Linked DNA regions of Homo sapiens: all the other regions are linked to region 1. Evidence: read pairs that join two places in POLR2A ChIA-PET (ENCODE). Cell type or tissue: PC-9. All regions are shown on one strand. Each heading gives the region's core, and the rest is flanking DNA. Links, peaks and the distances in the headings are about the cores only.

Region 1 (8,000 bases), core at 1-8,000:
CCCGCCTCAGCCTTCCAAACTTTTGGGATTATAGGTGTGAACCACTGCGCTTGGCCTAGTTCTCCAGATCTTTGCCATAACTTTTTAATTTTAGCCATACTAGTAGGTGTGTAGTGGTATTTCATTGTGATTTCAATTTGCATCTTAATTACTAATGATGCACATCTTTTCATGTGCTTATTTACTGTACATTTATCTTGTTTGGTGAACTCTCCAGTTTTTTTGCTCTTTTTTATCGGGTTGTCTTATTGAGCTGTAAGAGTTCTTAATATAATCTGTATACAAGTCTTTTTTTTTTTTTTTTTTTAAGACGGAGTCTCGTTCTGTTGCCCAGGGTTGAGTGCAGTGGTATGATCTCAGCTCACTGCAACCTCTGTCTCCCGGATTCAAGTGATTCCCCTGCCTCATCCTCCCTAGTAGCTGGGACTACAGGCGCACGCCACTGCACCCAGCTAATTTTTGTGTTTTTGTAGAGACGGGGTTTTGCCATGTTGGCCAGGCTGGTCTCAAACTCCTGACCTCAAGTGATCCATCCACCTTGGCCTCCCAAAGTGCTGGGATTACAGGCTGGGAATGAGGCGTTTTTTGTTGGATGTTTTGCACATATTTTCTCCCAGTCTGTGGCTTGCCTTTTTATTTTTTTATGACTTTTCAAGAACAGTTTTTAAAATTTGGTAAAGTCAAATTTAGCCATGTTTCTTCTGTAATTTTTTTTTAACAGTTTATCTTTGTTTAATCTGAGGTCACTAAGATTTTTGCTATGTTTTAGTCTGGAAGTTCTGTAGTTTTTGTTTTTTTTTTTTTTAATTTTTATTTAATTTTTAAAAATTTTACCTGTCAATGATTTGAAGCTCATTTTTAAAAATTGTTTTCTTTTTGTTTTTGTTTTTAAAGAGACAGGAAGATGGGGTTTCCCAGGCTGGAGTGCAGTGGCTATTCACAGATGTGATCATAGTGCTTTATAGCCTCAAACTCCTGAGCTCAAGTGATCCTTCCTCCCCAGCCTCCTGAGTAGCTGGGACTTCATCTGACTCTAGAAGGGCTACAGTTTTAACCCTTACGTTTAGATATGTGATTTTGAGTTAGTTTTTATATGTAGTGGTGTCTAGGAATAGGGATTTGCGTTTTCATATGGATCTCCAATTGTTCTGGTCCCATTGTTCTTTCCTCATTGAAATGCCTTCACACCATTGTCAGATCATTTGTATAAGTCAAAGTCTATTCCTGGATTCTGTTATTTTCCATTGCTCTGGATATCTATCTTGATGCCAGTTTGATGCTGTCCTATTTACTGTAGCTTTATACACAGCCTTGAGTCAGGTAAATGCTAAACCTTTTTCTTTCCCCTGCCCAGAATTTTTTTGGCTATTCTAGGAACTTTGCATTTCCACCCAAATTTTAGAATCAGCTGTCTGTGGTTATGCATGCATGTAATCCCAGCAGTTTAAAAGACCAAAGTGGGAGGATCCCTTGAGGCCAGGAGTTCAAGACCAGCTTGGGCGCCATACTGAGACCCTGTCTCTACAAAAAAATTGGCCAGATGTGGTGGTGCTCACCTGTAGTTCTAGCTGTTTGAGCCTAGGAGTTCGAGGCTGCAGTGAGTTATGATCAGGACACTGCACCCCAGCCTGGGTGACAGAGGGAGACCCTGTTTCTAAGAAAAAAAAATTAGAATCATTCTTTCAAATTCTACAAACACAGTTTGCTGGGATTTTTATTGGGAAGGTATTGGATCTATAGACCAATTTGGAGAGACCTGACATCTTAACAATATTGAGCTATTGAGCCTTCCAATCCATGAGCGTAGTATATAACTCTCTGTTTATTTAGGTTGCCTTTCATTTCTGTCAGCAGTGTTTTTATAGTTTCAGTGTGCATGCATTGCACATTTTGTTAAGTTTATCTCTAAATATTTTGTATGTTTGGTATACTATTAAAAATGCATTATCATAGCCCGTACATTGGTAACCTAGAGCTTTGATAACATGAAATGAAGTAGGAAGAAGACTTTGATTTGAGGAAGATATGAAGTTTGATTTTGGACTTGTCGAGTTTATAGTAGCAGTCAGTCATTCTTTCAGCAGGAGCTGTTGAAGGAAAGAGAGATTTGGGTCCATTTTTATAGCAGTGACAGTAAAGTATGGGTATGCATGAGACCATGTTCAGGGAAGAAAATTTAGAAAAAGTTCAGATGTAGGTCTGCACCTTGCAGCACTGTGCCGTTTTAGAAAGTGGGTAGTCAGAATAGGAGGTGAAGGGTCTGTAACAAGGTTAGGAAGAAAGCTAGAGTACAGAGTTAGGAAGCCAAAACAAGAGTTTTAAGAATGGGGTGGTTGAGAGTCGGAGGCTACAGAGAGGTTGAGGAGCTTGAAGAATAAGGAAAAGGTCATCAAAGTGGGTGATTTGATCATTGTGACTATTTAGTAGAGTGATGTGGGTTGAAGCCAAGTTTCAGAAGGTTAGGGAGGTAAGGCAGGAAGTAGTGACCAAAGAGGACTCTTAAGAAATGGGTGGAGAAGGCAAAGTGTATGATAGACTGCGCAGTCAAGAGCATAACTGTGGAGAAGAGATGTTTGTCTAGGGGTGGGAGGCATTACTGTGAGCCTGTTTCTGAGGGTGAGGAGGTAAGCTTGGAGACAGGCATATCTTGAAGATGCAGTGGCTGCTGTTGTGGATTAGAGTTTGGTAAGAAGTGAGAGGTTACAGAATTCTAGGTGTTCCAGATAGATAAACTGCTTTCTTCCCTTTTCATTTGGCTCTGGCTGTCATTTTAACGTTCTAATTCTTTAAAATCACCAGCAGGGGGACAGGGCTTGTATGGCCTCTCAGCCAAATCTGACCTGAGACCTGTCGACTTGTTTTTATGCAGTCCTTAAGCTAAGAATTTATTTATATGTTATAGATGTAACATATAAAAATAACTTATAAATATTAACTATATTTTAAATATTTTAACCTGGTTGAAGAAAAATCAAAACAATGTATCATGATGTGAAAATTATATGAAATTCCATTTTCAGTGTTCATAAATAAAGTATTTTTAGGGAAACAGCCACATTCATTAATTTGTACTTTTGTGTTCCAACTGGCAGAGTTGAGTAGTGCCCCAGAGACTGTATGGCTCCCAAAGCCTAAAATATTTGCTATGTGGCCCTGTACGGAAAGTATGCCAACTCCTGACCTAGAAGGAAGAGTGTTCTAAAAATCATTCTTGGTTTCTCTTCTGACTGTGCCATATAACTTCTGAAGAGGTAATTTGCTGATTAACTACTTTTTTGCAGTAGACATTGCACTCTTTATTTTAGGCTATTTGTAATGAATGAAGATTTTTTTGTCTTAAGCATGTTTTGTTAACTCAAGAGTGATGAACTATCAGAAAGAATACTTATTGAAAGTCTGATCATAGACTGCACTCATGGAGAACAGATAGGTATTATTTGGAAAGAAATATGAGAAAATTGGAAGTTTCTGGCATTCTTCACTGATACTTAGCGTAGCTTTTTTGGTGAAACTCTAGGTTTTATCTATTATTTAAATTTCTAGGTTTGCTCTCCTCTCCTCTCTCCTCTCCTTTTTTGAGACAGAGTCTTGCTCTGTCACCCAGGCTGGAATGCAGTGGCATCATCTCTGGGACTACAGGCATGCGCCACCATGCCCGGCTAATTAAATTTCTAGGCTTGCTTTTCAAATGAAAGTTGGAAGGGGACAAAGAAAAAACCACGGCTGAAAACTGGTCACTTGATGAAGAATAAGTAGGCAGAGGAGTAGCAGCAGCGGTAAGCCTTACTAAACCAGACACTGTTCCGAGTGATTTAACCTATCCTAATGACTTTACACGTACTTCTCTGACAGTGGTCCCCAATCTTTTTGGCACCAGAGACTGGTTTCGTGGAAGACAGTTTGTCCATAGATGGGGTAGGGAAGGGAGTAGTTTCAGGATGAAACTGTTCCACCTCAGATCATCAGGCACTGGAGTCTCATAAGGAGCATGCAACCTAGATCCCTCGCATGCGCGGTTCACAGGAGGGTTCACGCTCCTGTGAGAATCTAATGCTGCTGCTGATCTCACAGGAGGCGGAGCTCAGGTGGTCATGCTGACTCGCCCGCAGCTCACCTCCTGCTGGGTGTGGCCCAGTTCCTAACATGCCACAAACTAGTACCCGTCCACGGCCTGGAGGTCGGGGACACCTGCTCTAAGATAGTATCATTAGTCTCATTTTCCATGTGAGAAGACTGAAGCACAGAGAGGAAGTAAGTAACTTGCCCAAGGTCACACAGCTAGTAAATGGGTAAGCTGGGGTCAAACCCAGTCAGTGAGACTCTGGAATGCGAGCTCTGGGCTATCAGTGTGCAGGGAGAATCTTGCAACACAGGACTGACTACCCCGGGTTGCCTTTCTAAGAATTGTAATAATAGCTAATATATTTTGACCACCTACTGCAGAGCAGGTTGTATTCTAAGGTTATTACATGTATTAGTACTTTCAGTGTTTACAACATCCTTGCAGGTGAAGAGAATGAGTCACCTGCCTAAGGTGTATCAAAACTAGGCAGTAGTGGGGCTGGGCTTGATCCCAGTCAGTCTGGCCCTAGAACCTGCACACTGTAAATTCTCTCTCCATTTTGCTCAGAATAATGTTGTACTTTTTCTTGTAAGAACTGTACAGCTTGGTGACACTTCAAGGACACATTTGCATTGCTGTTTGTAAGCAGACAGTATTCCCCACGGGCTGGTAATGTCTCAGCCATAAGCACTCCTCCATTATACTGTGAAATGGTATGGCAATTGAAGTAGCGCTGGTAAGTGCTCATAAGCTGCCTGAGTGCATTAGTGATCCTTTGGGTTTCCCCCGACAAAAGCTGCCGGGTGGGGGAGCATCTGTAATTTTGTGACTAAGAGCCCCAAATCATGCTAAAGCCCTCCTTTTATCTAGCTTCTTCTCTGCTCATTACCTTGGTAGTTTATATCTTGTGTCATTGTCCAGGCAGCTGCTACATATTTGAATCAGGAATTCTGTAGAGAGACTGGGGCTGTTGCTGTAGATTTTGGAATTTATGTGTATAACTGATATTTAAGGAAATGTGTATGGTTTCCTAGAGAGCAGAGAGGGGGAAGATGGCTGAAACAGAGCTTTCAGGATCTCCTCCATTTGAAGGCTTAGATAGAGGAATCAGCAACTTTGCAGTCATTTTTTTTTCTTTTTCTTTTTCTCTCTTTTTTTTTTTTAAGACAGGGTCTCTCTCTGTCACCCAGGCTGGAGTCAGTGGTGCGATCTCAGCTCACCACAACCTCTACGTCCTACCAGGCTCAAGCGAGCCTTCTGCCTCAGCCTCCTGAGTAGCTGGGACTACCGGTGCCCACTACCACCCCTGGCTCATTTTTGTATTTTTTTGTAGAGACGGGGTTTCACCATGTTGCCCAGGCTGGTCTCAAACTCATGGGCTTTAGAGATCCTCCTGCCTGGGACCCACAAAGTGCTGGGATTACAGGTGTGAAACACCACACCCAGCCTAGATTGCCCTTTTAACTCTTAAAAGAGGCACCTCCTAATCTGCCAAAATGCTTAATGCATAAATATTTGCAGATCAACAGTTTAAGTGAAATGGAAATGGAAATTCCCCAGCCAGCTATAGTCATGCTGGGTTGGAGGTCTTGAGGAGCAAAAGATTTAGGTTGGCTAGAATATGGTGTGATTGAAACCAAGGTTAGAGGGTTCAGGTTGCTTATGGAAGAAAAGGTTACCACTGTGGAAACTTGGGGGCTGTCTCTTGGCAAGTGGGATATAATTTTGTAGCCACCAGGTTGAACTAGCAAGATGTGGTATATACTATAGCCATCCTTTTCAGCTGACTTGCATAGCATCTGGTGAGTGGCTGATACTATTGTCAGTGAACTCTTGGAGGAGAGGGCGAGGCTTGGGCTCATAATTATTTGTATTTCTCGTAGAGAAATATACTGTGTTTATGTACTTTGTCTGTTTGACAAATCTGTTGACTGATACAAGCTTAAAAGGAGAATCTGACCAAGAAAATAAAAGATCGAAACCTTCTCTTGCATTTTCTGGGTCCAGTATGCTACAAACAAATACAGGCTTTATTTAAATCTTTTGAAGTAAGATACTACTTTTCTGGAACATTTTCTTTACACTAGCTTAAACCAGGAGGTCTCCTGCCACACTCCATTTGTATCCCCTATCAGAGTGCTCTCAGGGTTTACTGCGTTGGCTTAATTGCCTGTCTTCTCTATTACTCATAATTTTTTTTCTTTGGTTGTTTTTTGTTGTTGTTGTTTGTTTTTTGAGACGGACTGTCCTCTGTCACCCAGGCTGGAGTGCAGTGGCACGATCTTGGCTCACTGCAACCTTCACCTCCTGGGTTCCAGCGATTCTTCTGCCTCAGCCTCCTGAGTGGCTGGGACTACAGTTGTGTGCCACCACACCCAGATAATTTTTGTATTTTTAGTAGAGATGGGGTTTCACCATATTGGCCAGACTGATCTTGAACTGACCTCATGATCTGCCCGCCTCAGCCTCCCAAAGTGCTGGGATTACAGGCATGAGCCACCAGACCTGGCTGGTTGTTTTTTTTTTTTTTTTTTTGAGACAGGGTCTTGCTCTGTTGTCCAGGCTGGAGTACAGTGGCACAATCTCGGCTCTTTGCAGCCTGAACCTCCTAGGCTCAAGGGGATCCTCCTGCCTCAGCCTCCCAAGTATGGACACCTCTGGTCCTAGCTACTCTGGAGGCAGAGGCAGGTGGGTCGCTTGAGCCTGGGAGTGCAAGACAACGTAGCCCTGGCAACATAGCAAGGCCCATCTCTCCAAAAAACTTAAAAATTTATAGCCAGGTGTGATGGCACACACTTGTGGTCCCAGGTACTAGGGAGGCTGTCAGGAGGATCACTTGAGCCCAGGAGTTTGAGACCAGGCCTGGCAACATAGTGATACCCCATCTCTACAGAAAGTTTAAAATGTAGCCAGGCATGGTGGTAAGCACCTGTAGTCCTAGCTACTCTCGAGGCTGAGGTGGGAAGATCACTTGAGTTCAGGAGTTTCAGGAGTTTGAGTTCAGGAGTTTGAGGCTGTGATGAGCTAGGATTGTGCCACTGCGCTCCAGGCTGAGTGACAGAGACCCTATTTCTTTAAAAAGAAAAAGAAAAGATTGGGAAAGGATGCAGGGAAGCACGTGAAAGAGACAGAGAACCAGAATCAGAGGATGGTATTGTGGTTGCTGGAGTAAGAGAAGGGATGGACAACAGTGCAATGTGGTGTCAGAGGTCTAGGAGGAGAACCACTGGCAGGAGTCCATTGGACTTGGCAACTAGAGGGTCATAGGTGAGAGGAGTTTCAAGGGGATGGTGGGGACAGAAGAGGGAATGGCAGGTGAGACAGTGGTGTATGGTAGCTAGAGATGGCGGGGCTGAGGATTTCAGATGTGATGTGGAAGTGGGATGCTTTAATAGATAAGAGACTTAAACTGGCTCGTATGCTGACTAGCAGGACCCAGGTGAAAGAGAGACTGGAGTTCGGAGATGGGGTGGTTGATGATAAAGAAAGGTCCTGAGGATCGAGGAGAGCGATCAGATTTAGGGAGCACATGGGGGATTAAACTTGGGTAGGAAGGAGATACCCTTTCTGAGGAAGCAAAGGGGAGATGGGAATCATTGCTGGGATGGTGGGAGTTATTGGCAGTAGCTCAGTTTTCTCAGGGTGTTGGCATGGAATGAGGCAGGTTGGATGGGAGATGGGCTTGAGGGCAGTGTCAAGATTTGGAATGTCTGTGATGTGGAAGAGGGAGGGGTGAAGGGACCAAGGCCCGGAGGATGATTGTAGCAGCAGTGTGGAGCCGTAGAGACCTTGATTGATAAAGCTGCCAGTTTGCATGGTTGCATAAACCCCCTATCTCATCCCTTCTCAAGACTCCAGAGCTCAGGTGAAGGAGAAGTTTCATGACGGCTTCCTCAGGGAAGCCTTTCCTGACCTTTTCCATTAACTTGCTTTATAG
Region 2 (10,491 bases), core at 1,254-9,253, 81 kb before region 1:
CAGGTTGACTACTTCCTATATATGATGGGGTTTTCATTTTGCCAGTGGCTTCAGTACTTCATTCAATTTTATATATTTATGTCTGTGAGTTGCTCTTTCAACTTGTCTCATTTATTTCCTCTTTTAAAAAAAACTTTTACTTAACAGTAAAAACAGGTAAAACCACCTGTAATCCCAGCACTTTGGGATGCTGAGGCGGGTGGATCAGTTGAGGTCAGGAGTTTGAGACCAGCCTGGCCAACATGGTGAAAGCTGTCTCTACTAAAAATACAAAAATTAGCCCGGCGTGTTGGTGGGCGCCTGTAATCCTAGCTACTCGGGAGGCTGAGGCAGGAGAATCCGTTTGAACTGGGGAGGCAGAAGTTGCAGTGAGCTGAGATTGTGCCACTGCACTCCAGCTTGGGCGACAGAGACTCCCTCTCAAAAACAAACAAACAAACAGGTAAAACCACATTGTTTTTGAGAAGATGGGTTAAAACCAGTTACAAGTGACTAATATTAAAATTTACTCTCTAAGAAGTGATGAGTAAAATGGTTTTATCAAGTCTTGTGTTTTATTAATGGCATGAAATATAGAAAAGCAGGCTTAGAGATACTATTTTTTACAGTTGGATAAACTTTTGTACACAGTAGAAATCTGATTTTGCCATGTGTTTTTTTGTTTATGAGGGAGAAGTGTTCAATGACTTTTTCCCAAAGATTTTTTTTTTTCATTCAGTGAATTACAAAATGTGCTAGAAAAATATAATGGAAATGTACCTTGCATGGTGGCTTATGCCTGTAATCCCAGCACTTTAGAAGGCCAAAGCAGGTGGATGGCTTGAGCCTAGGAGCCTAGGCTGCAGTGAGCCATGATCATGCCATTGCACTCCAGCCTGGGCAACAGAGTGAGACCCTGTCAAAAAAAAAAAACCATGGAAATTATAACTGACATGTTCTGCCATTCACGTGCCACAATTCAAGACCTGCTATGTGATTTTCTCCTGAATGCCAGTCTTTGTTTTCTTCTGAGGAAATGAAGGTGATCAGTGATAAGCCCCCTGGTCTTCATTCAGGGTTGAAGGGAATAGTGAAAACTGTGAACGTGTACAACTTGTGGTTACTAAGAGTGAGACTTTGACTGCGAATTAGGCAAAAGGTGTAAGTCTTTTACTTTTTTTTTTTGAGACGGAGTCTCACTGTGTCACCCAGGCTGGAGTGCAGTGGTGCAATCTCGGCTCACTGCAACCTCTGCCTCCTGGGTTCGAGATTCCCCTGCCTCAGCCTCCCCAGTAGCTGGGACTACAGGTGCGTGCCACCACACCCATCTAATTTTTTGTATTTTTAGTAGAGACGGGGTTTCACTGTGTTAGACAGGATGGTCTCGATCTCCTGACCCTGTGATCCACCCGCCTCAGCCTCCCAAAGTGCTGGGATTACAGGTGTGAGCCACCACACCTGGCCAGCGCCCAGCTAATTTTTGTATTTTTAGTAGAGATGGGGTTTCTCCATGTTGGCCAGGCTGGTGTCGAATTTCTGACCTCAGGTGATCTGCCTGCCTCGACCTCCCAAGTGCTGGGATCACAGACAGAGCCACCGTGCCCGGCCCGTCTTTTACATTTTACATATTTTAGCTGTTTAGGGAACAGCTTCGCCCGTAAGTTTTTTTCTTCTCTTCTTTTAAAATGATGGCTGAGATACACACATTCTTTACATTACTTTTGATGTGAACGAAGGTCATTTCAGTAGACTTGCACATTTAGAGTATGCCAGCAACTTACTCAATATTGCGATAGGTGGAATTTACGGTCTGGCGTCTGAATTGTAGCTTATCCTCAACCATCAAAATTCCTACCCAAATTTCTTGTGTTCCAAACTTAAGAATTGTTGTGTTTCATTGCCAATAACATGGCTTTTTCCTAAAGTGATACATATTTTTAAGTAATTCATTTCTTGGGCAAATATTTACTGCCAGAGACTGTCACAGGTCCTGGGGCTATATCAGTAAATAAACAAAAACCCTTGTTCTTATAGAGCTTGCTTTGTAGTTAGGGTAGGGGAGAGAAGAATTAATAGAAAGTGTAGAGTGCTGTGTGGAAACTAGAACAGGGAAAGAGGATAAAATAAGGAGTGTGTAAGGGGGTGGGGTTTCATTAAAAATAGGGTGACAGTGGACCGAGGAACTCAGGTGAATGAGTGAATCATGCAGAGGTTAGGTGAGGCAAGCACAAGGGCCCTGAAATGGGGCTGACCTGAACGCTGGAGGGAGGTGGCAGAGCGGTTAGCTGAAGGTTGGAGAGAGATGCTGGTTAAAGCCCCTGAACGCTGGAGGGAGGTGGCACAGCACTTAGCTGAAGGTTGGAGAGAGATGCTGGTTAAAGCCCCTGCGGTGGCAGAGCGGTTAGCTGAAGGTTGGAGAGAGATGCTGGTTAATTCTGAAGGACCCTATAGGCCATCACACAGGCCATTGCTCTGAGTGAGAATGGGAAGCTGTTGGTATAGTGACATGATGTGACTCACATTTTTCCAGGATTACTTCTGCCTGCTGGGTTGAGAGTAGATACAATAGGGAAGGTATTTTCCATAGTACCCCAGCACATGCATTTTTATTAAACATTTGTGGCTGAAATGAAAGCTTCACCAACAATAACCCTATTTTATTTTTTGTTTCTGTTAGGAAAAATGAGTGCTGGTTATGTTCCACTAGATCTATTTCATGACTGTGTGACTTACGGTTGAAAAACACTGCCAAATAGAATATAGCCTCTGACTTAGTGGACAAGAAGTAAAATTGAGGTTTGTGTATGAAAGCAAAGTGAACACAATGTAAAATAAAAAAAGAATAAAAACTTAAAAATCAACATTATGTATATGTATATATACTTAGCTTTAAAAAACCCAAATAATCAAATACCAGTGATTCAAGAGGCCTAATAGTGAACAATGCATTCAGTGAAGGATAATGAAGAATTCCCCAGAGGCAACTGCTTTTTAAAACCTTTTAGGTTCAGATCTCCTGGGGGCTTAACTCCATGCTTCTAAATAATATATTTATAGTGTTTATGTTTTGGTTTATCAACTTTAGACATTCTCTGTTGACTTCTTGCTATGACAGATGTTTTCAGTCCCACTTCTCACTACTGATCTCCCTCGTACGACGGTCACTGAACTGGCGCCTCTCTGGGGTTCTGCCCAGAAGATTAGCCTTCCTCCTTCGCTGCAGCTCCTCTGTGAGTATTCTGCTCTCTGCTCCCTCCACTCTGCTTACTCAGTTCACGTTCTTCCATCCGTTTTCATCTTTCAGAGCCATGGGCAATCCACCTGGTCTTTTTAATATACTTTAAATTAAAAAGTTATTTTTTAATTTCTTTAGAAAAATTTATTTAACTTCTTAGGAGGGAAGAGGAGATAAGCACATGTGCCCGCACTGACACCTTGAACTAGAAGACACGATTAGGCCAAAGCTTTTTGTTGTCAAAAGTGTGTAGTGTATGTGTTTTAAGAGTTAGATATATTCAGAATATCTTATCTTTTAAAAATTGTAAATATTTCCCCATGTCCTGAAATATTCTTGTAAAGTATTTTAAATAGATGCATAGCATTCCTTCATATGCTGCTACTATCATATTCCCCACATCTTGACTTCTGGGTTTTCAAATTATAGTTGTAAACCACTTAAATTATAATTAGTGCTTCTGTGGATTTTCCTTATGAAAACATTTATACATAATCCTTGATTATTTCTCTTCGGATAAATTTCTGGTCATTTCTTAGTTAAGGAAAATAAATATTTTTGAGGTTCTTCATAAATATTACTGATTGCCTTCTAGAAAGGCTTTGCTAATTTGTATTTCCACTATTAACTGTATCAAAGTGCCACTTTTTATTGTGTTCTTCATACCACCAGGAACTTTAAAAAATGTTTGATTCTGCTAGGTAAAAAGAAAATTATTTTAAAAATTCCCAAGAAAGGTGAACACCTTGACAGTTTGGAATGTGTGTGTGTGTGTGTGTGTGTGTGTGTGTGGTTTTAAAGGTTTATAAGAGTAATTATTTGCCTTTTAATTTTTTATGGCTATTTTGGCATTTAGAAATTTTATTTTTCTGGCCAGGGCACAGTGGCTCATCATGCCTGTAATCCCAGCACTTTGGGAGGCCAAGGTGGGTAGATCTGTTGAGGTCAGGAGTTTGAAACCAGCCTGGCCAACATGGTGAAACCCCGTCTCTAATTAATAAATAAATAAATAAAATATATTTTATTTATTTGAGATGGAGTTTCACTCTTGTTGTCCAGGCTGGAGCGCAATGGTGCGATCTTGGCTCACCGCAACCTCCGCCTCCTGGGTTCAAGCAATTCTCCTGCCTCAGCCTCCCAAGCAGCTGGGATTACAGGCATGTGCCACCATGCCTGGCTAATTTTGTATTTTTACTAGAGACAGGGTTTCTCCATGTTGGTCAGGTTAGCCTCGAACTCCTGACCTCAGGTGATCCGCCCACCTTGGCCTCCCAAAGTGCTGGGATTACAGGCATGAGCCACCGCGACTGGCTGAAATTTTATTTTTTTAAAATCATCCAGCTAAGTAGGCTTTCCCATTTATTTATTTTTTGACACTTAGAGTAATGTTTCCCATTCCTAAAATCAAATAAGAGTATGCAAAATGTGAAGATAGCTTTGAATTTGGAGTGGCGTATGGAAAAGTGCCTGGGAGAAACTTGGCGGCAGTTGATTTAGAAACAATTAGGCTTTGGCTTGTGTTAAAAATCTGTGGATCATTTAGATTTTCGATTGTTGCTGTCCCCATGTCTCCTGTTGCCCCATACTATAGATGGTGTTAAATTGTTAGACACTTCCATGAATGTACTTCATACATGTAAAACTTCGTAGATGCATGACTCATGGCTCTGGGTGGTCTAGCTAAACTAGTCTTTTACGTCATACGTGTAAAACTTTGTAGATGCAATAACTCATGGCTCTGGGTAGTCTAGCTAAGCTAGTCTTTCCACTCAAAGAGCACGATACTTAAGCTTTCTCCTGGTGAGTCATGAATTGTCATCAGGGAATTTCTCACTGTTTGGCTTAATTCGATTAGGAACTGCTACTGGTGATAGTTTAGTCCTTATTTAGTTTTAGTCTAAGAGAACCTTACTGACGTTACTATAAATCTAAAAAAAAAAAGCATACCTTTAAAAAAGCCTAATGGCAATGGACTAGTCAGGATAGTAAGAAAAAGTTATACTGGAAAGAGAGAGATGGTTTATGAATTGGTTACAAAAAATACATCAGTATTATTTTGAAGACAACCCTGATTTCAGTCATGGTTGAAATCCTTAACCAACCACAAAAATGTCTTACATTTTAAATATATTAAAGTCCTTAAATTATGGAAATAGTGTCTTCTAAGAAGTTGTTTAATAGTGGAAAGAAGAGTCTCAGTCTCTTTTTTTTTTTTGAGACAGAGTCTCATTCACCCAGGCTGGAGTGCAGTGGTGCCATCTCAGCTCACTGCAACCTCTACCTCCTGGGATCAAGCGATCCTCCTGCCTCAGCCTCCCCAGTAGTTGAGACCACAGACACATGCCACCATGCCCGGCTAATTTTTTTTTTGAGACAGAATCTCGCTCTGTCACCCAGGCTGGAGTGCAATGGTGCGATCTCTGCTCACTGCAACCTCCGCCTCCCAGGTTCAAGCAGTTCTCCTGCCTCAGCCTCTGGAGTAGCTGAGACTACAGGCACACTCCACCACGCCTGACTCATTTTTTGTATTTTTGTAGAGACGGGGTTTCACCATGTTGCCCAGGCTGGTCTTGAACTCCTGAGCTCAGGCAATCCGCCTGCCTCGGCCTTCCAAAGTGCTAGGATTACAGAAGTGTCTTTTTTTTTTTTTTTTTTTTTTCTTTTTGAGACGGAGTCTCTCTCTGTCACCCAGGCTGGAGTGCATGGCGCGATCTCTGCTCACTGAAGCTCCACCTCCCGGGTTCACGCCATTCTCCTGCCTCAGCCTCCTGAGTAGCTGGGACTACAGGCGTCCGCCACCACGCCTGGCTAATTTTTTGTATCCTTGGCTAATTCTTTGTATTTTTAGTAGAGACGGAGTTTCACCATGTTAGCCAGGATGGTCTTGATCTCCTGACCTCGTGATCTGCCCGCCCCGGCCTCCCAAAGTGCGGGGATTACAGGCGTGAGCCACCGCGCCCCGCCCACCATTGTCATGTTGTTAGTGCAGCACAGAAGCCCATCAAGTGGCAGTCAATAATTTCCTAATTTGTTTTTGAAAAAAACTTAGCTACATTCCAATTTTCTACGTGCTTAGGTTTCTTTTATAAGTTTGAATAAATGTATAAATAACTTCAGGGTTGTTTTATGGGTTCTTGGTACCTCACACAGATAAACTTGTAAATGGAATAAGATGTAGAGGAATGCAAAAGAAGCTAAGGAGCAAGCATGACAGCATCCTCTTATTTTATCGCCTTCTCCTCTGCAGTAGTCAGGGTACAGGGCACTGAATTCAGATCAAAATCATAGACTTTACTGTATCTCTTGCTGGCGAAAATATTTAAGTTATCTGACATTTACTAGGTCTATTAAATCACCCAAGGGAAGAACTTTTTTTGTATGCATACGGTAGTAAAGGGCTTTTGCAAAACCAGTATGTTGATATTTTGGACAACATAAAACAATATACACCTTGTACATTTACTTTAAAAATTAACTTGTGAAAAGCATTTCTCATTTTGTTTACTTAGTTTTTAAATAAAGCCAGACTAGTTTAGCTTAATATATGGGTTCTCAGCTGGGAGAACCAGATTAACCATCATTCTAGTCAAGGCTTTGAGTTTCCATTCTCTGAAATGATGACTTGCAACTTGGTGGAATTTGATATTCTTTCCAAAACTAAGAAATTTTGGTGATCCATTCGGAGTTATTTCTGCTCTCTTTCTTTAACAGTGAGACTGAGAGTATCGGTCTACTTGCACTGCACATGGGCCAAAATGGGCCTTTCACAGGAGAAGCTCTACACAAAGGAAAGGAGAAAGGGTTCCTGCAGAAGGAAGAGAAGGGCAGATTTGTTCTCAGAGGTCACTTATGTTAAGGCAAGGATGGCAGATGTCTCATCATGGATTTATTTGGCGGGTGTGGCTGCTGAGTACTGTATTGGGAGGAATCCTAAGTACGTGATAGGTTATTAATGGTGCTGTCTTTGGGTGTGGGCCACGTCGAAGGCTTGAGGGTGATTCAGAGTAATGACACAGTCCGTCTGTATTTTAGGACCTGCCACACAAGGAGGTAGGAATATGCTTGGCTTCCATTTGATGTGTCCCACACTTCTGATATGTATATTGGACTTTTTAACTACTCCATTCTACTCTTCCCCCTTCTCACTACTGTACTTAACTAAGTCTTAATAAACAAACACACAAACCGGTAACTCCTCATCCCTCTTTATCCTGAGCCCCTGGCAACCCCCATTCTATTTTCTCTCTCTGAGTTTGACTTCTCAAGGTATTTTCTTTTCTTTTTCTGTTTCTTTTATTTGTGACAGTCTCGCTCTGTTGCCCAGGCTGGGGTGCAGTGGTGTGATCTTGGCTCAGTACAACCTCTGCTTCCCGGTTCCAAGCGAATCTCCTGCCTCGGCCTCCCAAGTAGCTGGATTAGGGGTGCCCGCCACTACGCCACTACGGCTATTTTTGTATTTTTGTATTTTTTTTGAGACAGAGTCTTGCTCTGTCACCCAGGCTGGAGTGCAGTGGCGCGATCTCGGCTCACTGCAACCTCTGCCTCCCAGGTTGAAGCGATTCTTCCTGCCTCAGCCTCCCGAGTAGCTGGGATTAACAGGCATGAGCCACCATGCCTGGCTAATTTTGTATTTTTGGTAGAGACGGGGTTTTGCCATGTTGGTCAGGCTGGCCTCGAACTTCTGAACTCAGGTGATCCACCTGCCTCGGCCTCCCAAAGTACTGGGATTACAGGCGTGAGCCACCGTGCCTGGCCAATTTTTGTATTTTAGTAGAGACGTGGTTTTGCCATGTTGGCCTGGCTGGTTTCAAACTCCTGACCTCAGGTGATCTGCCCACCTTGGCCTCCCAAGTGCTGGGATTACAGGTGTGAGCCACTGCACCTGGCTGCAAGGTATTTTCATGTAAGTGGACTCATACAATATTTATCCTTTTGTATCTGGCTTATTGCACTTGGCATAATATTTTCAAGTTCATTCATGTTGTAGAATGTATCATAATTTCATTCCTTTTTAAAGCTGAGTAACATCCTGTTGTATGTATATACTGCACATTTTGTTTATCCATTCATCTGTTGGTTGACAATTGGGTTGTTTCCACGTTTTGACTGTTGTGAATAATGCTGCTTTGAACATTGGTGTACAAACATCTGTTTGACCCCCTGCTTTAATTCTTTTGCATATATAACCAGAAGTGAAATTGCTGGATCATATGGTAATTCTAAGTTTAATATTTTGAGGACATGCCATGCCGCCTTTCACAATGGTTGCATCCTCTTACATTCCCATTAGCAATGCATGGGGTTCTAATTTCTCTACATTCTTGTCAACACTTGTCATTTTCTGTGTGTGTGTTTAATAGCAATTCTAATTGGTGTGAAGTGGTATCTCATTGTGGTTTTGAATTTCTTCTATTATTAGTGATATTGAGCATCTTTGCATTGTGCTTGTTGACCAGACATCTTTTTATCTTTGGAGAAATGCCTATTCAAGTCATTTGCCCATTTTTGCATTGGTTTTCTTGTTGTTATTGAGTTGTATGAGTTCTTTTTGTATTCTGGATATTAATCCTTTATCAGATAGGTGATTTACAATATTTTTCCCATTTTTTTGGGGGTTGCTTTTGATGAACTAAAGTTTTAAATTTTGATCCAGATCATTTATTTTTTCTTTTGTCTCTATTGCTCTTGGTGTCATGTCCAAGAGTTTGTTGCTAAATCCAATGTCTTGAAGATTTTCTCTTATTTTTTCGCCTGAGAGTTTTAAAGTTTTAGCTCTTACGTTTAAGTTTTCAGTTCATTTAGAGTTATTTTTTGCATATCATGTAAGGAAAGAATCCACCTTCATTCTTTTGCTTATGGATACCCAGTTTCCCTAGTGTTGTTTATTGAAAGATTTTCTTTCCTCATTGAGCGGTCTAGTCAACCTTGTTGAAAATCAGTTGGCCATATATGCAAGGGTTTTATTTCTAGGCTCTTATTTTGTTTCATTGGTGTATATTATGTCTGTCTTTTTGCCAATACCACAGTGTTTTGATTATTGTCGTTTTGTAGTAAGCCTTGGAATCAGGACATGTGAGTTCTCCAACTTTGTTCTTGTTTTCAAGAATGTTTCGGCAATTTGGGGTGTGAATTTTAGGATGGGTTTTCCAAAAGTTGTTGGGATTTTGATACAGGGATTACATTGTATTTGTAAATTGCTTTGGGTGGATTTTTTTGTGTTTGAGGAAAAGATTCAGTTGTTTAGAAGTCTCTTAAGCTCTCTTTATTTTACTTTTGTCTTTCCAGCATATGTCTCTTTCATATATTCACTTATACAGAATAGTGTACATATGTGTGATACATGCAATGTAAATATGTACAATTTTAAGAGTTATTTAAAAACAAAAACCATGTAACTGCTAGCAGGTGAAGAAATAGTTGGTTGAAGTTTTAAAACTACTGAAATAGAGTTATGACTGATGGACTACATTGACACGTCATCACCCACAATCCCATCATTTATATCAGGGTTCACTTTTGGTATTGTACATTCTATGGGTTTAGAGAAATATTTGACGTGTATCTTACCATTATAGTATCATACAGAATACTTTGATGGCCCTAAGAATCCTCTTCAGATTGAATTTTTGAAGATTTTAAACTACTTTTTTTTTTTGTTTTTTGTTTTTTTTGTTTGTTTGGTTGGTTTTTTTGAGACGGAGTCTCGCTCTGTCCCCCAGGCTGGAGTGCAGTGGCGCGATCTTGGCTCACTGCAAGCTTTGCCTCCTGGGTTCACGCCGTTCTCCTGCCTCAGCCTCCCGAGTAGCTGGGACTACAGAAGCCTGCCACCACGCCCGGCTAATTTTTTGTATTTTCAGTAGAGACGTGGTTTCACTGTGTTAGCCAGGATGGTCTCGATCTCCTGACCTCGTGATCCGCCCATCTTGGCCTCCCAAAATGCTGGGATTACGGGCGTGAGCCACCGCGCCCGGCCTTAAACTAGTTGTTAAATAGAGTATCCTATTCAACATTGTGGATTTTTCTAATTATTTTCTCAAGAAATCATTTAACTGGCTGGACATGGTGGCTCATGCCTGTGATCCCAGCATTTTGGGAGGCTGAGTTGGGAGGATCACTTGAATCCAGCAGTTTGAGACCAGCCTGGACAATATAGTGAGACCCCTATCTCACTTTATAAATAAAGCAATTGTTTCACTTATTTCCACATCCCCTAGATTTCCTGCAAACTGTAGCAGTACTATCTAATAGAAACATGGGAACCACACATGAAAGCCTAA
Region 3 (10,491 bases), core at 1,164-9,163, 200 kb before region 1:
AGCCCCACAGAAGCCTCACCCCCATTTCCAACCAGTGCCTTCTGGAGCCCACAGCAGCCCCAAGAGTGGAGATATGGGGAATTCAGCCCAGAGAGGACAAGAGAGTTGGCCATGGCCACCCAGAGTGGCAGAGGCTCAGCCAGAGCCAGAGCCAGGCCTCCTGCTGCCATCTGGGTCCTGAGCTCCACTGTCTTCACACAGCACCAAATGCCCCACCCCAAGAAACTGAATTTTGGAGCTCAGAACCTCAGAACTTCCTCAGCAAGAGCCCCCGAGCCGGGCCAGGTGCCCAGGGCCCCCGGATGCCCTCACCTGTCGGGGTTGCTGCACGGCTCCTGGAAGCAGGGAGGCTGCAGCCCGTGAACCACGCGTGCCTCGAGCAGAAACTTGGGGGCCCAGAACCCCAGGGCTCCAGTCACAAAGGCCATGGCGGTCACTCCGAGGGTCGACCACACGAAACTCCAGCTGCAAGACGAGGTGCCCCAGCTGGAGTTGGGAGAGGGCTGGGGCTGAAGGGGCCTGTCCACTCCTCCCCACTCCTGGGCAGTCTAGGAACTTTCCCATCTTGTCTCATTACCTTCAAGATTCCATAGGTAGCATTTGCTACCCCCTCTTTACAGATAGGCAAACTGAGGCTCCGAAGAAGAAGACACTCAGGTTACCCCAAGCTCCAGCCTCCAGATCCTTCCTGGCAGCACCCTGAGCTCCAGCCTCCCCAACATTTCTGAGACCCCCCCAACTCACACACCTTGCCTCCTCCTCCCTCCTCTCTGCAGGACCAAATCTCCCCATCCTGGGAGGCCCCCATCCAGCATCACATTCTCCAGGAAGCTGTCCCTGCCTGCCCTGTCTTCCTCTGAGTCCTCCCGACCAGTTTCACAGCTCAGTAACAGAATTGAATCCTGTCCATGCCCTGCCTTGCAGTGAATCATGAGGCCTGGGACCAGCAATTGACTCCTGCCTGCCTCCCCCAGCATGGCTGGCACAGAGGATCATGCACGCCATGAGGCTTGGAGAGGTGAGTGATGAATTCCCAGCATCCTCCCAGCAACCCGGAGAAGGGGGCAAGGCTGGAGAATTCCATCCATTGAATACAAAGGACGTTGAGGCTCTGAGTGCTGGAGCCACTTATGGGCAGGGCAGAGGGAAGGCTGGGGCTCACGCCATCTCCCTCCCACTCTGTCCATATTTCTGTCACATGGCAAGGTGATGGAGGCTGAGCCCTAAGGGAGGGAGAGGCACTTCAGTTGGTAAGTGCGATCTCAGAGGAAGAGGAGGGCTGTGAACACTGGGACAACCAGGGAGGGCTCCCTGGAGGTGGAGAGAGGGGGTCAATGATGCTGGGGCAGACAAACGGGCTTTTCTGTGCCTTGCAGGGGGTAGCAGGGATACTCACTTTTTCCCCAGGTATCTGACGTCCTCACACCAGCTGCTCCTGAAGCCTCCCACGGCCCCCTCCCCCTGTGTCTCGGCAGCTCCCCGGGGTGGGTCTGGAACCAGCAGGATAAGCAGGATCAAGGCCACGGCCTCCAGGCAGGGCATGACCTGGGGACAGGAGGGCCCAGGAAGCTCAGGGCCGCATATTATCACAGCCCAAGGGACCCCCGGGGGCAACTGGCCACAGTATCAGCCAGTGGCTGACCTCTGGTTTCCAAGCCCTGGGGGTAGTGGGGGTGACCTGATTCCTGGATGCTGGTATCCACAGAGCAGGATGTACCACTGTTTCTCAGCCCTCACCACTGCAGCCTTTCCAGGGAGTGGAGACTCTTTGGGACTTCATGTAATTCCCGTCTTTCCAGTACAGACACCAGTCTTTTGAGGTCAGTGGGCCTGAGACGGTTGAGAACAGGGACCCTCGCTACACTGGCCCTGCCTCCTGAGTACTTGCTGTCCTAGAGCTGATCTTTCCCTGGCCCAGGCCTCCATCTGCCACACAGTCCTGCCCTGGCATCCTCTCCTAGCGGCCCCTCTGCTCAAACCCCAAGGACGGGGATCTCACTACCCACCTTGGGGCAGCCTTCAAACAGCTGAGACCATGAGAAGGTTTATTCAAGCCAGGTCAGACCTGCCTCCTTGAAGCCCACCCCACCCCCAAAATTCCAAATCTGGCTTCAGCACTTCACACGCCAGCTCCCCGGCACTGGGCTGGCTCCACAGTGGTCTGCGCGCAGCCTGCATTCCCACCAAGCTGCACTCCCAGGGCTGAGCTCAGCACCCTCCACTATGGAGTTCCTTCCTCTTCAGAATGGTCCCTCTCCATGCCCACGTTGGAAACACAAGGGCTGGAGCCCCAGCGGGGCCTGCCCGGCATCTTCTTGAGCATTCTGCTGAACTGCTGAGCAAGCCTAGCTGCCAGTCCTCAAGGGCCTACTCTACACCCTGACCCTGCGGCTTGGAACTTCCATCTCTCATCTCACTGATCCTCAAGATGCCTTAGGTAGCATTTAGTACCCCCGCTTTACCGACAGGCAAACTGAGGCTCTGAAGAAGAAGGTGATCTGCTTGAGATCACACAGCTGGTAAACTAAGCAGCCAGCTTTTGAGCCCACGGCCACCACTTCCACACCCCATGCTCCCTATGAGGCCCCACATGTCCAAAGCTGCCGATGCCTGACCACCACCCCCCGTCCCCCTAATGGCGCCGGGTGCTACGCCAAGTGGCTAAGGTCACCCAAGGCTGGAAAGTCCCTGCCGGTCCAGAGGGAAAGCAGAGGGAAGAAAAGGAAGCTGGACTCACTCGGAGGGCCCAGCGCCAGTTCCCAGTCAGCATCGTCACAGCCGACCCCAGCACGTAGCCCAGACCACTGCAACAAAGGGGCAGGGGCGATGGGCTGTGAGGGGAGGGAGGCGGAAGGCAGACCCCACCACCAGCCTGACCCAGGGTGCCCCCCCCACGCCCCAGGGAGCTGGCTCTCTGCAGGCTCAGACCTGTTTCACTGAGGAAAGTAAGCCACGTGAGGCCCAGATGTCCACTGCCCTCGGTCAGGTCACCAGTGACCTCTGGCTCCTGGCCCACCCCCAGCGCCACTCTCTCCACCTATGGAAACACATACCCTACACCCTCCTGCCCAAGGCTGGGCCCTGCTTGAGTCAGGCAAGTTCAGGAAACCTGGGTCAGAGGCCAGGGTCCTGATTGCAAATCCTGCTCTGGCCTAGCCTGTTGTGGGGTGCAGGGCCTGGCCCTAACACGCTTCCTCACCTTACCTCCCATAGCCGGCCCTTCCCTGGGTGGGCCACACTGCCGAGTGTGTGAATCTATACGGCACATCCTCATCACCTCTATTCCTCCCCAAGCCCATCAGCTGGTGTCACTGCCCCCGTTTACAGATGAGGAAACTGAGGCTAGGAGAGGTAGACTCACATGGTGAGGGAGGGGTAGCATTGGGACTCAAATCCCAGCCCTCCTGGTTTGACCTCTCCTACCCAGGTCCAGCCCCTGTTCTGACTCCTTTGGGCCTCAGTTTACCACCTGGGGAAGTAGACCCACGGGTGATACCAACCTTCCAACGGGGATAAAGATGTAGAAGACAGCCAGCACGCGGGTGCGCTGGTCCCTCACGAAGAGGTCGCCCAGGACGGTGGGCGCGATGGTGGAGTAGCTGGCCGAGCCAGTGCCCACGATGCCCCGGGACAGGAAGAAGAGCCAAGAATACTGGGCGAGCAGGCACAAGACCACGGTGAGTTCCAGAAATCACCCATAGGGCCAGGGACCCGAGGGTTTGTCGGAGGAGCCAAGGGGACCTCATGACACAGGACCCCAGAGTAGGGAGAGGGGATCGGGGCTACAGACACCTCTCCACTCCAGGTTCCCAAAGTCAAACGTGTGTCCCCTGCAGCCACCACCTGCCCCCCTGCCCAGGGGAGCCCTTTTCCTGGGTCCCACCATTGCTAACCAGGCCAGTTCCCCAAGACAGCAGCTGTTACCCCCAGCCCCACCCCCAGCAGAGTCGGGCAGAAATGAAGCTGGTGCGGCAGTGAGAGGTAGGAGAGAGGGGGCCTCCTGTTAAGAAAGTCCACTGGCTTGGCCAGGCATGGTGGCTCACGCCTGTAATCCCAGCACTTTAGGAGGCCGAGGTGGGTGGATCACCTGAGGCTGGGAGTTCGAGACCAGCCTGGCCCACATGGTGAAACCCTGTCTCTACTAAAAAATACAAAAATTAGCTGGGCGTGGTGGCACGCGCCTGGTATCCCAGCTACTCTGGAGGCTGAGACAGGAGAATTGCTTGAACTCGGGAGGCAGAGTTTGCAGTGAGTCGAGATCACGCCATTGCACTCCAGCCTGGGCAACAAGAGCGAAATTCTGTCTCAAAAAAAAAAAAAAAAAGTCCACCAGCTCTGCCCTGTGCAGACTCAGGCTGGAGACTGGAGACTGTGCTCTCACCTTCTCTCCCAGCCCTCAGTGCAATCCCTGATCCAGTCACAGCCAGGAATGGAGCAGAATTGTCCCCACGCAGCTCTGACGGGGCTGAATCAGGGAGGAAGCAGGTGGGGAAGGGGCCTCAGGGGCCTGGACAGGGGCATGGACACGTACCCGGGGGGAGATGAAGGAGCTAGAGAGGCCAGCTCCTGACCACAGCAAGATACCGAAGCTCATGGTAGCCTTGCGGCTATGTCGGTCGCCCAGGTAGCCAAACACAGGTGCAGACAGCAGCAGGCAGCTAACGAAGACTGAAGGAGACACACAGGGGCAGCCTGGATCCCCCCACGACCGTGGCAGGGCAGATGGCCCAGCAGGCCCAGGGAAGGAGCCTGACTCAGATGCCACAAGCTGGCATCTTGGCAGTGGGCCCAGGGTATGAGGAAGAAAAGATAAGGTGAACCTCACAGTGCGTGGCCAACATGCAGCCGCAGCCCAGAGTGTGGAGGCCTCAATCTGGCCCCAAACCCAAAGCCCAGCTCTGCCGCTTGCTCTGAGTGTCACCCCAACACTGGAGAGGTCACCATCCTCTCCCAGGATGGTGAAGGTGAGATGGGAACTGAATGCGGAGCGTCAGGCATGGAGCAGATGCCAGTTTCCCGGCTTTACAAACACACATGACCCCCGTGAGCCTGGATATGGGGACAGGTCTGATTTTTCATTCATGCACCTACTGGGGCAACGGGGAGCAGGGAAAGAGGGAAGTCAGCCTGGGCCTACTCTGAGCAGCAGATGAGGACGCTTTAGAATGAGCACACTGGGCCGGGCGCGGTGGCTCACGCCTGTAATCCCAGCACTTTGGGAGGCTGAGGCGGGCAGATTGCCTGAGCTCAGGAGTTTAAGACCAGCCTGGGCAACATAGTGAAACCCCATCTCTACTAAAAAAAAAAATACAAAAAAATTAGCCAGGTGTGATGGTGGGCATCTGTACTCCCAGCTACTCGAGAGGATGAGGCACAAGAATCGTTTGAACCTGGGAGGCGGAGGTTGCAGTGAGCCGGGATCACGCCACTGCACTCCAGCCTGGGCGACAGAGCAAGACTTGGTCTCAAAAAAAAAAAAGAATAAGCATATTGACTGTGAACTAGTGATGATTCCAGGAAGCCAGGAAAAAGTTGGTTTTCCTACATAGGTAAAATGTTCCCTGGACACAGCTGCATTTATACTTTTATTTTACTTTTTGAGACAAAGTCTCGCTCTGTCACCCAGGCTGGAGTGCAGTGGTTCAATCTCAGCTCCCTGCAGCCTCTGCCTCCTGGCCTCAAGCCATCCTCCCATCTCAGCCTCCAGAGTAGTTGAGACTACAGGCAAGTACCACCACACCTGGCTAATTTTTGTAGTTTTTGCACAGACGGGGTTTCACCATCTTGTGCAGGCTGGTCTCGAACTCCTGGGCTCAAGGGATCCGCCCACCTCGGCCTCCTAAAGTGCTGGGGTTACAGGCGTGGGCCACTGTGCCCGGCCCACTGTCCATTTTTCTATTGGGCTGTTGTTTGTTAATATGTTTTGGAAATAAGTTCCCATAGTCTTTTATATTTGTTTTAAGAATTAGAAACGCAACTTCTGGGACTAAGTTGGCTGGGTTTAAATCCTGGCTCACCACTTTCTAGCTATGTGACCTTTGGTAGATTCCTTAACTCTTCGTGTTCCCCTTTCATCAACAGTGCTATTCCCTTGTTTGGTTACTGAGAGAATTAAGTAAAATAAAGCACATAAAAGTTATCTGCATAGCTTCATGTAAATGTCCAATAAATGTTATCTATTATTATTACTGATTGCATAATTTCAATCACCATCATACGGAAGTGTTTAGCTTTGTAGTCAAATTTATTAACCTTCTGGAGGGGCAAGTGTTATTTCATATCTTGTTTATGCATATCTTCTTTATCCAAAAGTTATAAAACTATTTCCCAGCTGGACGCGGTGGCTCACGCCTGTAATCCCAGCACTTTGGGAAGCCAAGGCCGGTGGATCACCCGAGGTCAGGAGTTCGAGACCAGCCGGGCCAACATGGTAAAATCCCATCTCTACTAAAAATACAGAAGTTAGCTGAGCATGGTGGCGGGCGCCTGTAATCCCAGCTACTGGGGAGGCTGAGGGAGAAGAATTGCTTGAACCTGGGAGGTGGAGGTTGCAGTGAGCTGAGATCGCACCACTGCACTCCAGCCTGTGTGACAGAGCGAGAGTCTCTCTCAAAAAAAAAAACAAAAAGCAAACAAACAACAACAAATATGTATATATCCTCATATTCCTCACATGCAGGGATCACTTGCAGGCTGTTTTAAGTGCCTTAAACCTGCAGACGCTCTGTGAATCTGCAGATGCCCTTCCCAAGGGGAAAACAGACACTCCTCATTCCCAAGGTCTCCTAATTCAAATCATTTCTGTGACACAGTGGGTGAAATGAATGCTCCCAGAGTTAAAAGACAGACTCTGGAGGCACACTTCCTGGATTCAAATCCCAGCTTCAGCAAGTCTCATAACTTCTCTGAGCCTCAGTTTCATCATCTGTAAAATGGACATAATAGTAAAACCTGCCTGGTGGGATTGTCGTGAAGATTAAATAAGTTGATATTTAAAGCACTTAGAATCGTGCCTGACATGTGGTAAGGGCCAAGTCAGTGTTAGTTTTAAATATTATTAATTAATGAACTCACTCCAGCAGCTTCTCTATCCCATGGGTGGCTGGAGGGAGCCTGACCACTGCCTCTTCTCACTTTCCACTCCTCTTCTCTTTTTTTGTTTTTTTTTTGAGACAGTCTTGCTCTGTGGCCCAGTCTGGAGTGCAGTGGCACGATCTCAGCTCACTGCAACCCCTGCCTTCTGGGTTCAAGTGATTCTCCTGCCTCAGCCTCCCAAGTAGCTGGGATTCCAGGCACCTGCCACCACACCTGGCTAATTTTTGTATTTTTAGTAGAGACGAGGTTTCACCATGTTGGCCAGGCTGGTCTCAAACTCCCGACCTCAGGTGATCCACCCAGCCTCCCAAAGTGCTGGGATTACAGGCGTGAGCCACCGTGCCCAGCCCAACCCCTCTATCTCTTCAACACCCTCTCTCTCAGTCATCAGTTTCCTCTTCTCAGCAGCCCTGTGGACAGACAACAGGCTGGGTCTAGGGCCATAGCACGGTAACCGGAAAAGGTAAAGAGACTCACCTGAGGCCACCAGAGACCAGCCTGGTCATCAGGCCTCTAAGCCCACTGTCCTTTCATGAAATTTTTGAGCTGCTTCTGCAAAGATGACCTTTCTCTTCACCTACTGCCAAACACACACACACACACACACACACACACACACACTTCTCCCTCCGTGGCCCAGGACTTGTAGTAATAATCTTGACCACTACGGTAAGAACCATACTATGGTAAGGGCCAGTGTGGTGGCTCACGTCTGTAATCTCAACACTTTGGGAGGTCAAGGCTGGTGGACCACTTGAGGTCAGGAGTTCGAGACCAGCCTGGCCAACATGGTGAGACCCCCCCCAACACACCCCCACCATCTCTATTAAAAGTACAAAAATCAGCCTGGCATGATGGCAGGTGCCTGTAATTCCAGCTACTTGGGAGGCTGAGGCAGGAGAATCACTTGAACCCAGGAGTCAGAGGTTGCAGTGAGCCGAGATCATGCCATTGCACTCCAGCCTGAGCAATAAGAGCAAAACTCCGTCTCAAGAAAAAAAGGAAAAAAAAAGAACCAGTGAAGGGAAATGTTGACTAAACCACCATTATCTATTTAATCGAGAAGGTTGTGGGTGTTGAACCAAGATGGTCTCACTTTGGCCACAGATATGGCTGGAAGATCAGCATCAGCTGCTGTCTCTTGGCCACAAGATTGAGGGGCAATTGGAAACCATGCATGTTCTAAAGCCATGATCTTCTAACTGTTGCTCACGTAACTCTTTTGTCTTTTTTTTTTCCTTTCTGTGGAGAATAGGGTCTCACTATATTGCCCAAGCAGGTCTCGAACTCCTGGGCTCAAGCTATTCTCCCGCCTCTGCCTCCCTAAGAGCTGGGATTACAGGCGTGAGCCACTGCACCTGGCTCTCATGTCACTCTTAAAGAAGTTTCTAGAACTATGTACTCCTCCACACATTTTCAGCTAACATTAAAATGTTCTTATCCCAAGTTTGAATCGTTGCCAAGGATGGGATTTCCAGCGTTGTTGTGTATTTTTTTAAACTGTATTTTCATCCAAACTCTTGGAGCTACAGGGTTGAGTTTATTCAGTTTATGGGAAATGTCTACAGTAGAATCTAAGTAATAATGCCTGTCCTCTTTTGCCAAAGCAATTAGACGTCAAACTGATTATAAGAAAAATGTTGGCTTCATTTTCTTTCATTGAAAGAAATGTGTTGACATGCATCCCTGAGACCGCTATCTCACTTTGAATTCTAATTTGTAGATAAATAGTAGACACTGCACACGGGAACAGCTAGATAAGGCTTGGCTCCTTGCCTGCGCTTGTAGCCTGGGGCAAATCTCCCCAGCACGTTTCTCTTGATGCTCTCTGCTTTGCTCCCAAGGTCCCCCTGGGAAAAGCCGAGCATCCACGCAGGGGCCTCTGTTTGATACCCCAGAGGTTTTTACACCCAGGAGCAGCACATCCAGGATGCGGAGAGGAGTCCCTTTCTGTTTACCATGGTAGACAGGGAATTGTACAATGGAAGGAGAGGAAGGAGAACCACAGGCCGACCACAGGCTCCCCCTCAGGCAGGTCATTTTAGGAAAAAAACATACAGGCTTGAGAATCTAGAAATAAATCAGTCTCTCAAAACTCTCTGTGTTCATGTAACCCCTGGAAAGTGACTGTGTATCCCCAGGGATCCCTGTACCCCGGTTTAAGAGCCATGTTCTAAAGCCCTGAGATGATGGACTGTGAGGACCCTCGGTGCCTGCTGGTTACAGCCTGGGTGTGTGCACAGGCGTATCACGTGTTGTGACCATGTGTGTGCACATGTGGGTGTGTGGATATGCACACTGTGGGTGTGTGTCACCATCCAGGCACCCACAAGGGAAAAGCTAACGCCTCATGACCCCAACCGCTCTGATGTTGCGATGGGACGTGTGGCTGCTCCCTGCTGCTGGGTGTCAGGCTGTCTGTGGGCCCAGAGTCCATCTGAGCCCATGTGGGGGGATGTGCCTGTCTGTGTCTGTCTGTTTGACTTTGTGTGTCCCAGTAGTCAGATTTTTCAGTTCTGTGAGAGGAAAGCACACATCAGGATTTCTCAAAGCCCAGCAAGCCTCTGGTGCACCGCTGAGCCTCACCAACACGAAGGGAAGGAATGGCCAGCTCCACAGCGAGGACCTGAGGCTGAGGGACCTCTCCCAGCCCCACCTCCCCCTGCTCTCCCGCGGCACCCTACACTCAAACTACCATGGCTGTTCCAGCCCAGGCTCTCTCCTGCTCCTGCCTAGACTGTCCCTCAGGCCCATACCCCACCCACCCTCTGTGCCAGGGGACCCAGTGGGGCTGGAGCTGGGCACAGAACATGACCCACAGAAAGAGCCCACCCCAGCATGAACCCAGGGCCCCGGCTCCAGAGCCAGGGCTCCTCCTTACCAGTCTGAAGCAAACCAGCATGGTTGTCACTGATCTGGAAAACCTCCTGTATATCCAGCAGCACTCCTGCAGACAGAGGGACAGTGCTCAGGAAACGGGAAGTAGCCCTCCTGGCCTCTAAAGGCAGCTGCTCCAGGTTTGGCACAGGGCCACAGCTGACCAGCACAGCACAGGGCATGGCACCCAAGCCCACTGTTCTCTCCCCCTCTCTCCCATACAGCTGTACAACCACACACACAAGAGCAGGCACACAGAGAAACGTGTGCATTTCAAACACTCAAAGAAACAAGCATCCCTTGGCTGGGCACGGTGGCTCACGCCTGTAATCTCAGCAGTTTGGGAGGCCAAGGCTGGCGGATCACCTGAGGTCAGGAGCTTGAGACCAGCCATGGTCAACGTGGTGAAACCCCGTCTCTACTAAAAGTACAAAAAATTAGCCGGACGTGGTGGCGGGCGCCTGTAATCCCAGCTACTCGGGAGGCTGAGGCAGGAGAATTGCTTGAGCCTGGGAGGTG

The links. Peaks named below come from ENCODE experiments on the same cell type or tissue, not always from the same donor. Only the 100,000 strongest peaks of a DNase experiment are listed, where the experiment ranks them.
Region 2: POLR2A ChIA-PET joins it to region 1 with 11 read pairs; 7 of 35 experiments call an interaction of 5 or more read pairs at or near these places.
Region 3: POLR2A ChIA-PET joins it to region 1 with 13 read pairs; 3 of 35 experiments call an interaction of 5 or more read pairs at or near these places.

What each region holds. Positions count from the first base shown.
Region 1 is chr17:4,244,341-4,252,340 of GRCh38, reverse strand. All of the region lies in intron 1 of ANKFY1 (ankyrin repeat and FYVE domain containing 1), which reads left to right. Among named protein-coding and RNA genes, the nearest start is that of ANKFY1, 16 kb to the left of the region's middle. In PC-9, for the core only: a CTCF peak has its summit at 2,777; a DNase peak (open chromatin) is centred at 4,290; H3K4me3 peaks cover 569 bases; H3K27ac peaks cover 2,838 bases.
Region 2 is chr17:4,324,492-4,334,982 of GRCh38, reverse strand. The region is part of intron 1 of UBE2G1 (ubiquitin conjugating enzyme E2 G1); the gene reads left to right. Among named protein-coding and RNA genes, the nearest start is that of UBE2G1, 37 kb to the left of the region's middle. RefSeq lists an enhancer at 914-1,827. In PC-9, for the core only: no CTCF peak of the experiment used is centred there; DNase peaks (open chromatin) are centred at 2,082, 4,942 and 7,102; H3K4me3 peaks cover 529 bases; H3K27ac peaks cover 5,933 bases.
Region 3 is chr17:4,439,209-4,449,699 of GRCh38, reverse strand. It overlaps SPNS3 (SPNS lysolipid transporter 3, sphingosine-1-phosphate (putative)), which reads right to left. Exons shown (of 12, transcript NM_182538.5): 2 at 9,977-10,042; 3 at 4,532-4,668; 4 at 3,501-3,652; 5 at 2,738-2,804; 6 at 1,397-1,545; 7 at 313-465. Among named protein-coding and RNA genes, the nearest start is that of SPNS3, 11 kb to the right of the region's middle. RefSeq lists enhancers at 1,016-1,516, 9,811-10,311. In PC-9, for the core only: no CTCF peak of the experiment used is centred there; a DNase peak (open chromatin) is centred at 4,779.